Linked DNA regions of Mus musculus: regions 1 and 2 are each linked to region 3. The links are chromatin contacts, found by POLR2A ChIA-PET in ENCODE. All regions are on one chromosome and are shown on one strand. The core of a region is the stretch at or near the end of the contact, and the rest is flanking DNA. Distances in the headings are between cores, read along the strand shown.

Region 1 (3,228 bases), core at 395-2,894, 70 kb after region 3:
ATAGACATGAATCCCAAACCATAGACATTTGAAATTAGTGAGAGGCAAGATGGCCAAGATTAGAGCACGGAAAGAAAATAGATGAACACTGGGGAAAGATGTCTAGCAGGAGATGAAAGGAAGAAGAAGAAGAAGAAGAAGAAGAAGAAGAAGAAGAAGAAGAAGAAGAAGAAGAAGAAGAAGAAGAAGAAAGTCTTAGCTTAACAGGTTAAAGTATTTCAGACAAGCCTGATGCCCAAGTTCAATTCCTGGGTAACTCGGGGTTAAAGAGAACCAACTCCCACTAAGTTGTTCTCTGACCTCCATAATAACTATTATTATTATTATTATTATTATTATTATTGGACCTCTAAGAGGATGTACTTTCAGGGAAACCACGGCGTGGGGTGTAGAAACAACTCAAGTGAACTATAGTCCGGGATAGGCTTTCTTACAGGTAGTGTATGAAACACTTGTTTGCGGTTAGGAAGCAGCTGACTCTGAGGTTAGCTTTTTTTTTCTAAGTCTACGAGGAAGGAAGTGACAGTCATTGTGAAATACTTGGCAGGATTTCAATTGTGGGTCCCTGCCTGTAGAAGGAGCTTCAGAATGTGAAAACCGTAAAGCCTAGGTCTCAGAAATGCTGCTTCTCGAGAGAATTGTAATGAAGCAATACCTTCAATTACCATGTGCAGTAGAAAAATTCAAATAAAATGTTCACTGTGTCCATCATTTTGTTCGGGCTCACAAAACACGTTTTGTAATACTTCTGCCAAGCAGATAAAAATTATCAGTACAAGTTGCTTTTTTTTTTTTTTTTAAATCCGAAATACCTCCTTCACTACACTTGAATCTCAATGAGTTCCGCCACCCACAGAGACTGACTGACCAGTTCTCCAAGTTCCTCCTGATGTTTCTGCTGACTCCCTACTCTTCTTTAATTGGGGGGAAAGGACTCTATCAATATTTAGAAAAGGAGCTTTAAAAAAAAAAGGTAGGTATTATTTTGCATTCAAAAGATATATGAGGAACTGAAAACTCCTACGTGGTCAGATGGGTTCACAGAAACCTAGTAAGCAAGATAAAAATAATTACTTTGTCAACATGTGGTCTTCCGGGGATTTTTTTTTTTTTTCCAATTTGGATAAGTGTAAATCCTAGGTAGCTGCTGGAAGAATGAATCCGATACTTTGTAAGTGGACGAGATCCTATGTCTCTAATATAGGACTTATCTTAAGTCGCTCTCCAGTCTGGGGCTCAAATATTTTCAGAGGTCTAAGAACGACATAGGATGCGTATACGTAAAGAAGACTAGCTTTGAGGCTCCCTTCAAGCTCTCAGATCATTCTATAATGTGCCCATTTCTTTCATGCTGCTTTCTCCAAGAAAAAGTTGTGAATTGGTTCTCTGGAAAGTAGAGATGGCAGGTAACCTTGCTCCGAGGATAATAGAGAGAAAGGATTCTGATGGGCTCAAAAGGCAAACACTTCAAAAGTCACACGCCCAGCCCAGATGACTTCCAAACTGGGATAGAAATCACAACGCCGGAACAAAGATGGCGACTGCACACCAGGACTCGCCCGAGCCCCATAGACTCTGCACTGCGGCAGCAGGGGAGAGGCAGCATCCTATTGGTCAACTGAGATGAAATCATCTCGGGGGCGGGACTCGACGGTGGCGTGGGGGCGGAGCCTTGCTTGCGTACGCTGGTCGGCGACTCTGCTCAGCCTGAGCCGGGGTCGCTTTGCTGCGGCGGCTGCGGTCGCGGCGGCGGCGGAGCCGGCGAGAGGTGAGCTGGGGTTGTAGAAAGAGCGCTTCCCCGAGTGGCTTTCGAGGGGACGTGGAGCGCACTCGGATACCTCGGATGCTTGTCAGAAGAATTAGCCAGGATCTTAGGTCTCTGAGAAAAATATGGGGGGCTCATCTCCCTCTTCGGACACCCTTCCTGTGGGCAGAGGAACTGGAGGGCCACTGCTCAGGAATGACCCGGGAGAGGAGGAGGCGAAAGGACAGAAGAGATCGGATAGGCAGAGTGATCTGGGGGGATTTCTTAAAGGGTCTTACAATTTGGGGATTTCTTCCCTAACCAGGAGACAGGTTATGCCTGGTCCAGAAAATTTCTGCGCTCTCACTGTGCAGCTTAGAAACGAAGAGGTGAACGACAAATGCTCCCTGCTAGAAAGGGAGGATTGGAGAATCCGAGCGAGAGTCCTCCTGGGAGGACCTTGGGTTTGGATCACCCTTTTGCAGAATTACTTTCTTCGTACTTCATTTCGCGACCCCTGGAAACCGCTTTTCCAAATTCGTATTGTGTTTGGTTTCAGTGGGGGTAGAGATAGTCTTGGAGAGGCCTGTAATCATGAAGGAACAGGAGGAGGGCGGTAACTCACTGGAGGCTGTCAGCCCTGTCAGCCCTGTCAGCTATGCCTGTCAGACATGATTTCATTTATTTTGAGGTTGTGGCATCTATCCTCGTTCAAGGTGGAAAGGACTGGTTATAGCTTATGTGGGTGATTCATATTCTTAAGTCAACCCACATAATCTCTTGAGAAATGCTTGCTTTTAGTCGAGTGTGTTATTTTGCTCTCCTTGAACACCTAATGCCGAAAGGATTTGTTTTTCGGGTTCCTCAAAATGTCTTCCTGCCTTCCCGAAGGGCAAATCTTCTCGGAAACATCAGTCTTATCTATCGATTAACATGGAATTTGCATGACGTTACGACATTAAAAGTGATGCAGTGCATGATGATCTGTTGAGGATAGATACTGCAGATGCTGCTGTACCGAAGCTGAGCGGGGAGCTTATCGCGAATAAATAATTGCATTTTCAGTACCACTGATAGCGCCAGCTGCTGACCTGAACGGAAGCCTTCAGGCTCCTAGGAGAGACTTGACAGATAGAAGAAGGCAGTTGTCTTTGAGGATGGGGATGAGTCGCAGGAAGCTGCAGAGGTGGAAGGCTTTTCCTCCGGCTTGTTAAAAGTGCTTTGTCATTACCAACGTTTTCCTGTCATGCCTGAATTGAAATTAAGCTGTGTGGGCTCCTTTGTCTTTTTTTAAAATGATGTTAATATGTTGGAGTTCCTTAGAAGAGGAATACTGTTTTCCCAGGAGTTTGGAAGCTTGATCCTTTTAGCCATAGCTTTCAGATAGTGCTGGACATTTTAGATGTTGGAAGTGGGCATTGTCAGTGAGAGGGGAAGCAGTCACAGCTAGTCACATCTTTTATATAAGAGGGTAGTTAAAATCT
Region 2 (3,177 bases), core at 558-3,057, 89 kb before region 3:
TTCCCCAGCTGAAAAGGCTCAAAATCAACTCAGTGTCCCCAAATGAAATGAGAGAAACATGAAATAAATAATCCATAAGTAAAATACATCCGACGGACACTGTAAACATCAAACAACAAAAACAAATGAACAATAGCATGACAATGGATAAGAGGCAAAGGCCCGTATCCTGACTGAATGATAATCAAATTATGTGAGATAATGCAGACTCAACAGCTGAAAGCTTATTAAGGCACCGGCAACTATCCAATAGATTTGGAAGCCCAAGATACAAGCAGATGATAAAAGCCACTGCTACAAGGCTACACAAAACCATCGGTCCAGTGACACCCTAGCCTTTTCAAGGGACATTCTCTGAGGATACTCTAACAACAACCTATAGAGTCTTACTGAGGCAAACATCTACTTCACTGCACAAGATGGGTCCTTGTGGGTGTGAGTCCATAAACTACTAAATATAAACACACTTGTGACCTGAGCTGGCAGCTAAGTCCATCTATCTGGGCCTCAGTTTTTACAATGAAAGAATGTAGTATAATCCCAGGGGTGGAGGCTTCCCAAATCGAAGATTCTATAAGCCAGTTTGCCACTATTAATTTAATACAAGTTCCGACCCACAGCGAGACAAGCACAAAAGTGGACATAGGTCCTTGAGGAAACGAATGGCCTCTTTTTGCCTTTAAAATCTTCTGGGTCTCATTAATCCCTGCTTTCTAAACGCTGCCGTTTGTTCTTCGCCTTTTCCATCACTGCTGGCTACAAGTGTTTGCAAACGCCTCCTGCTCCAGACAAGTCCCCCCCCCCGCCCCCTTCTGCTACCCCCCCCTTGATCACTCTGACCATCTTGCCAGATTCCTTTAGACTCAGACCAGCTTCTGTGATAAGACAGCTCTCCTTCCGACTCCCCATATCTACCCCCGACACCAGGATCACTTTTTTTTTAACTCTTTAACCTTGGCTAGGAAAAACAAGATAGAAAGAAAAGAAAGGAAAAGAAAAGAAGAGAAAATGAAAGAACAGCTTGCCCGCATCCCACCACCACACATTCAAGCCCAGGCCTGGCAGGTCCTGATGTGGGACCCCGCAGCCCAGAGCCTTATCAAAATGTTCATATTTGTTGTCTTGACTCCTTATAAGGCACTATTTCTTGAAGCTTTGCTGATACCCCCCACTCCACTGGGTACCTTCGGCTCATCGTTTTCCCCAGAGTCTCGGGCACCCCCCCCCCCCCGCTTTGGGGAGCACATTATAATAAGAGGAAAAACTGGGAGACAGCAGGGACTCTTCAGAAATGCAACAGGAAGGTGTGAGGCGGCCGACAGCAGTCCCCTCGCTCCCAGGGGATCGGCTCTGTCGGCGTCCCTCACACACCCATCGTGACACGCACGCGCCAATACTTTTCACGGTATCCACGGCGCCCCCCTCCGTGGCCTCCGCGCGCCCCTCTCGTAGCCACCACCAGCGCCCCGGGCCCCTCTGCAGCCGCCCGGCGCGGCCCCCGCGGCCTCCCCACGGCCCCGGAGCGATGGCGGCGGCTCGGCCCTGCCCAGCTTCTAGACAGCAGGAGCACGGGGCCCCGCCCGGGCTCCCGGGCCCCCTGGCCCCGCGCAGGGCGCAGCTCCTACCTCGTTCTGCCCCACCAGAGCCAGCGGTCTCTCCGGTCCCGCACGCTCTCTCGCACGCCCGCTCGCTCCCTCCCCGTGCAGGACCTCCGCGCGTCGTCGCCCGCGCTCGGTCCCCGCCCGGGGTGACGGCTTGGGCCGCCGACTCTCCTCCCGCCGGGGCCCACGGGGGCGCGCGCCGCTCTCGCGCTCAGGCTCCGGGGACGCGCGCCCGCCCGTAACCCCGAGCGCGCCCCGCTTCCTGGTTCCTGCCCGCGCGCGCTCCCCAGCCCCAAGGTCCCTCCGCGCCCCTGCGCGACCGCCCTGCGGGGCCCCGGAACCCCCTGCGCGCAGTGGAGCGCGGGAGCGCGCTCGGCTGGGCCTGCGCCGCGCGCTCCCGCTGCAGGCCGAGCCCGCGCCCAGCCGCCCTGGACACCCCCTCGAGGCTCCGGGACCCCTAACACATGCTGTTTTGTTTGGGTGGGAGAGATCCCCGTTTAAGGGCACGAGCGGCGGTGGTCTTGGAGATTGGGACACCCCCTCCGCGGCCCGCCCACCGCCCTCCCGCCGGGAAACCAGGCCCGCGTCCTCTAGCTCTCAGGCCGAGGGCAGAAGTCCATAGTAGCCCCGATCAATAATTATCCCGAGCTTGCTCCCTGGAGGGAGGTTTAAACCAGGGCCCCTGTCGCACTACCCCGATGGGCACAGGCAGGACCGGGCCAACTGGATCAGTGGATTGCCCCTGGGTGAATCTATGGGGCATATGGGAGACGCCTTCCTCCCTGGGAATTTTTGCTGGTAACTAATCTTGGTTTTGGGAGTGACAGGTTTATCCAGGGCCGTCTGGGTTCTCTCCAGGGGTAGAGGGTCTCTACTACCCTTTCCCCAATGTTGGGGAGGGTTGCTGTATGTGTGAGAGAAAGCAACCTGAGTCACCCACTCTCCCGCGCTCCATCTCCCCAAGCTGGCCAGTGGTTTCCCTGGCAACCCTCCAAGGGCCAACCCGGCCAGCCCGGAAGCAAGGCACATCAGTGGTACAGAAGCCACAGCTGTAGAAACCTCAGCTGCAGGGGCAAAAGAGGGAGGACCCCTTCCCAGCACAAACACACGGAACGTCTATTCTCTACAGTCACCTACAATTTGTCCCGCTGAAAATTTTCCTAGCCAGGCAGGATCGAGAGGCAAGCTCTTCTATGATTCTCTTCCCAGCAGCCTTCCCAGGCACAAAGGTTTGGGGGTGTTAACTGATCACAAAGCCCTTCTGCTCCTGCCCTACAGGCTGGGCCAACACCTGACACAGTGCTTGGCACAAAAAAGAGGGAGAGAGCGTGGGGGCTGGGCCAAGAAGCTGGATGGGATGGAAATCAGCAGCTCTGGGCTTCCCCTTCCCCACCTTTCCTCCCCCCACCCCCCCACCCCACAGCCAGCTTAGGACGAGTTAAAACTTCAGGGCACATTTCTCTGTTCAAGCTTCCATACCTGTAAGCTATCACCTCTCCCAGAAACACACTCCTGGCCTTTCTGTGTGATGCTCGCTCTAGGGCAGTGGTTCTCAACCTTCCTAACTCCGCAACCC
Region 3 (3,147 bases), core at 324-2,823:
CCACATTAAAAAGAAGATAGAAGTGATTTATTGCTTTAATATATTCACGTCCATGCTGCACCTACACTGACAGCCCAACATTCACAATGCATACACAAATAAGCACTGTAGTAAACAGCAGGTATAAACTACACACACTCTGAATAAGGAAACTGAATAAGCACTGACAGTACCCATACACACATCAATTGATACAACCGAGGGATGTGGACCAGGTATGAAAAAAGTGACTTGAGCAACAGTCTGGATTTTGCCAACTTACCAATTTATAGCCACACACCCCCCAACAGGTAAAGTTTACACACAGAACTCAGCCAAGGCCAGCCTGTCTTTGTTTCCCTAGCTTCTGCTTTTACACAAGAGCTTGGCTATGAGACAGAAAACTCCCACTCTTGATTGGCTCACCCTGGCCTGTGCAATTAAGCAACACCACGATCCAGTAAATGCAATGGCTCAATTATTTATCGTCTCGTCGAGTTTACCAGGTGTTTATGAGAGAACAATGTCAAAGAGGAAAGAGGTTTGTTGCTCTTTAGAGCTGGTTTGGCCAGGGATTTATTTTGAATTGGGAAAAAAAAAAGTGTTCTTAACAAGGTGGGGGAAATCATAGCTTAACACAGAAAGAGATGGGAGAGAATTTAGAAAGGATACAAGTTTGTCAATTTTCTATAGGAAATCTGATTCTTAAGAAAAAAATCTAGCCAGTCCCAGAGGCTGGGGGGGGGGGGGGAGGGGGAGGGGGAGGGGCGGAGAGGCAGGAGGAGAGACACAACAGTTCCCACCTCCTAAGTGGGTACAGCTGACTACAGAAGGAACGGGAGCAAGGCAAAGAAAGTGGCTAGGCAAGGAACGGCCAGGCCCAGCACAGGGGCAGGAAGGAGGCTCCTTCTAACGCCTCCACCCCAATGATCTCCACCTGAGTGGCAGTGGCTCTGGTGGCCCGAACGTCCCTAGCCTCCGGGAGCAGTCACAGGAGGGCCGCTTCTGTCAGTTCTGTTACCCTCAGCCTAGAATGTCCTCCCCCCCACGGTCCTACACCCCCCAGAACTCCCCACTCTCTCTCCGCATCTCCCCCTCGAAACTTACAGCGTCCCTTCCTTTCCCAGGCTGGTTCCTGTCATCCGGACGTCAGTGCCGCCGGGACGACCCTGTGTGTCTCCTCCTATCCTCCTGCCCCATGTAAGTGTCCATTCACAGCTCTAAGCACCCCCACAGCTGACGAACCGTGGGGTCCCCCATGCCGTCCCCCGTGCCGTCGGGGAGGTGGCCCCACCCTGCACCCCCTTCACCTGTCTCCGGGGCTGAGGCCCGACTGGCCGGCCTGCGCTGACTCCAGGCGCGAGCTGCTGGGCTCCCGAGGGCCGCCTGGCCTCTCCTAGCCGACGCGGTCAGGCGACACCGAGCGGGGTTGTACCTCAGCGATCCGGTTAGGGCTCGTTCCCTCCGCCGCGACGTCGGAACCCCAGGTTCCCCCTCCCTGTCTACACTGCAGCTCCGGAAACCGCTGAATTACAGCCCCTCCAGCCAATCCCCACCCAGCCGCCACTGGCCAAGACACGCCTCCATGCATAATTAAGGAATGGCCAGCTGGCTAGGCCACCCTGAGGCCTCCGGGCGAGCGCTGTACTTCCTAAGCCCCGCCCACTAACCAATGAAAAACGCCTCTAGGAGAGAAGGCGGGGTCGAGAGCTCTGGGCACACCTCCCTGAGTTGGCTGTTCTGAGAGCTTTGTGCTCCTCCCTCCGCGACCAAGGGACGCGCAGAGGCCTAGCTTACAAAAAAGCCCGGGGGGAGGGAGGAGACATTAGCGGAATGTCCTGCTGAAAACTCAGCTGAGTTCCTGGCAGTGCGTGACGTCAAGACACTTTAAATGCCCTGATACGGCTCGCTTCTGCCCGCTCTCCCTTTTCCCGGCCCTTGGCACCACGTGGGGGCGAGTTTGTGAGCTCCTTACCACGTGGGAATCAGCCACTTAGGCGGTCCCCAGGTGTCACCCCACTTAAGCATTTGGGTTTGTGGAGACATCAAAAAAGAACATGGGCAACTCCTGGCTGCTCTGAACTTCAGTTCTGCGTGATTATGGGCATACACCCGGAAATATGACGTGGAAATAGAGTAATTACTAGATTGCGTGGGGGAGAATAGTGGCTATAACCCGGTTCTCTGTTCCACCATTTCAAACCTGAATCTCAACAGCAAGGCTGATTGGTCAGCTCACAGAAATGCAGAGAGCCTATGCATGACAGCTGACACGAATACACAGTACTTGCCATTTCCACGTGTGTCTGAGTTCTTTTTTTTTTAAACTGTTATACTGGGTCTTGAAATTCTGAAAGATAGTTTTGACCAACTTGTTTCCATTAAAAGGTACTTATTTTAGGAGCTAGAGGGATGCCTAAGTTAAGGGGACTGCCAGGCTGATCCTGGTAAAAATTCAAGTTCAAGTTCCAGCATCCCACAAGATGGCTCTTAGCCATTTGTAACTCCACTCTGGGGTCTGGGGGGGGGGGGGGGATCTGAAGCCCTCCTCAGGCCTCTGCCCGCAGCAAAGACACACACCTTGTGCAGAAAAACGTGCAGACAAAATTAAATCACTTTTAATTAGGCACTTAATTTTAAGAACTGAAGCTAACACACACAGAGAGAAAGCCCATAAAATATTCTGATGATTTTAGGATTCATTGTTAACATTAACTAGTCTTTCACCATTAAACTTAAATGTCCAATTGAGACAAACCAGTTCTTCCACACTTTCCCACTACTGCTTAACTAGAGTGGCAGGAGTTAGGAGTAACATCCATTTAGTCTTTTGGGGGGGGTCTTGACGCTCTTGAAATTATCTGACCTATTTCACGTCTTGTATGTTGGGAGTACAGATTTTACTGAGTTGGAATCAGCAGTTCATGGTACGTGTATATGCTTGGCTTTCTGTCATAGAGAATGAACTCTGCGTACTGCAGTGATTTGTATGTATATGTGATGGTAGGGACTTACAAGTACACCTATTGGTGTTTGTATTGCTGGTGATTAGCACAAAGAGAGATAAAGATAAAAATCTAAAATCTACAAGGGGCTGTTACCTCTCCACAAAGATAATCCCCCAATGGTATATTTTAAAACACAGCTAATATACACAGTTCAGGAAAC

The links. ChIA-PET counts read pairs that join two places held with the same protein, here RNA polymerase II (POLR2A).
Region 1: POLR2A ChIA-PET joins it to region 3 with 16 read pairs in Patski. The contact joins the promoter of Atp6v0a1 here to the promoter of Stat3 in region 3. POLR2A ChIA-PET finds 5 or more read pairs at or near these places in 3 of 5 experiments (Patski and embryonic stem cell).
Region 2: POLR2A ChIA-PET joins it to region 3 with 10 read pairs in Patski. The contact joins the promoter of Stat5b here to the promoter of Stat3 in region 3. POLR2A ChIA-PET finds 5 or more read pairs at or near these places in 4 of 5 experiments (Patski and embryonic stem cell).

What each region holds. Positions count from the first base shown.
Region 1 is chr11:101,007,797-101,011,024 of GRCm38, forward strand. Atp6v0a1 (ATPase, H+ transporting, lysosomal V0 subunit A1) reads left to right here and starts at 1,645. Exons shown (of 22, transcript NM_016920.4): 1 at 1,645-1,768.
Region 2 is chr11:100,848,774-100,851,950 of GRCm38, forward strand. It overlaps Stat5b (signal transducer and activator of transcription 5B), which reads right to left and starts at 1,808. Exons shown (of 19, transcript NM_001113563.2): 1 at 1,626-1,808.
Region 3 is chr11:100,937,967-100,941,113 of GRCm38, forward strand. It overlaps Stat3 (signal transducer and activator of transcription 3), which reads right to left and starts at 1,574. Exons shown (of 24, transcript NM_213659.3): 1 at 1,290-1,574. Gm46295 (a long non-coding RNA gene) reads left to right here and starts at 372. Exons shown (of 2, transcript XR_001780333.2): 1 at 372-520; 2 at 1,107-2,276.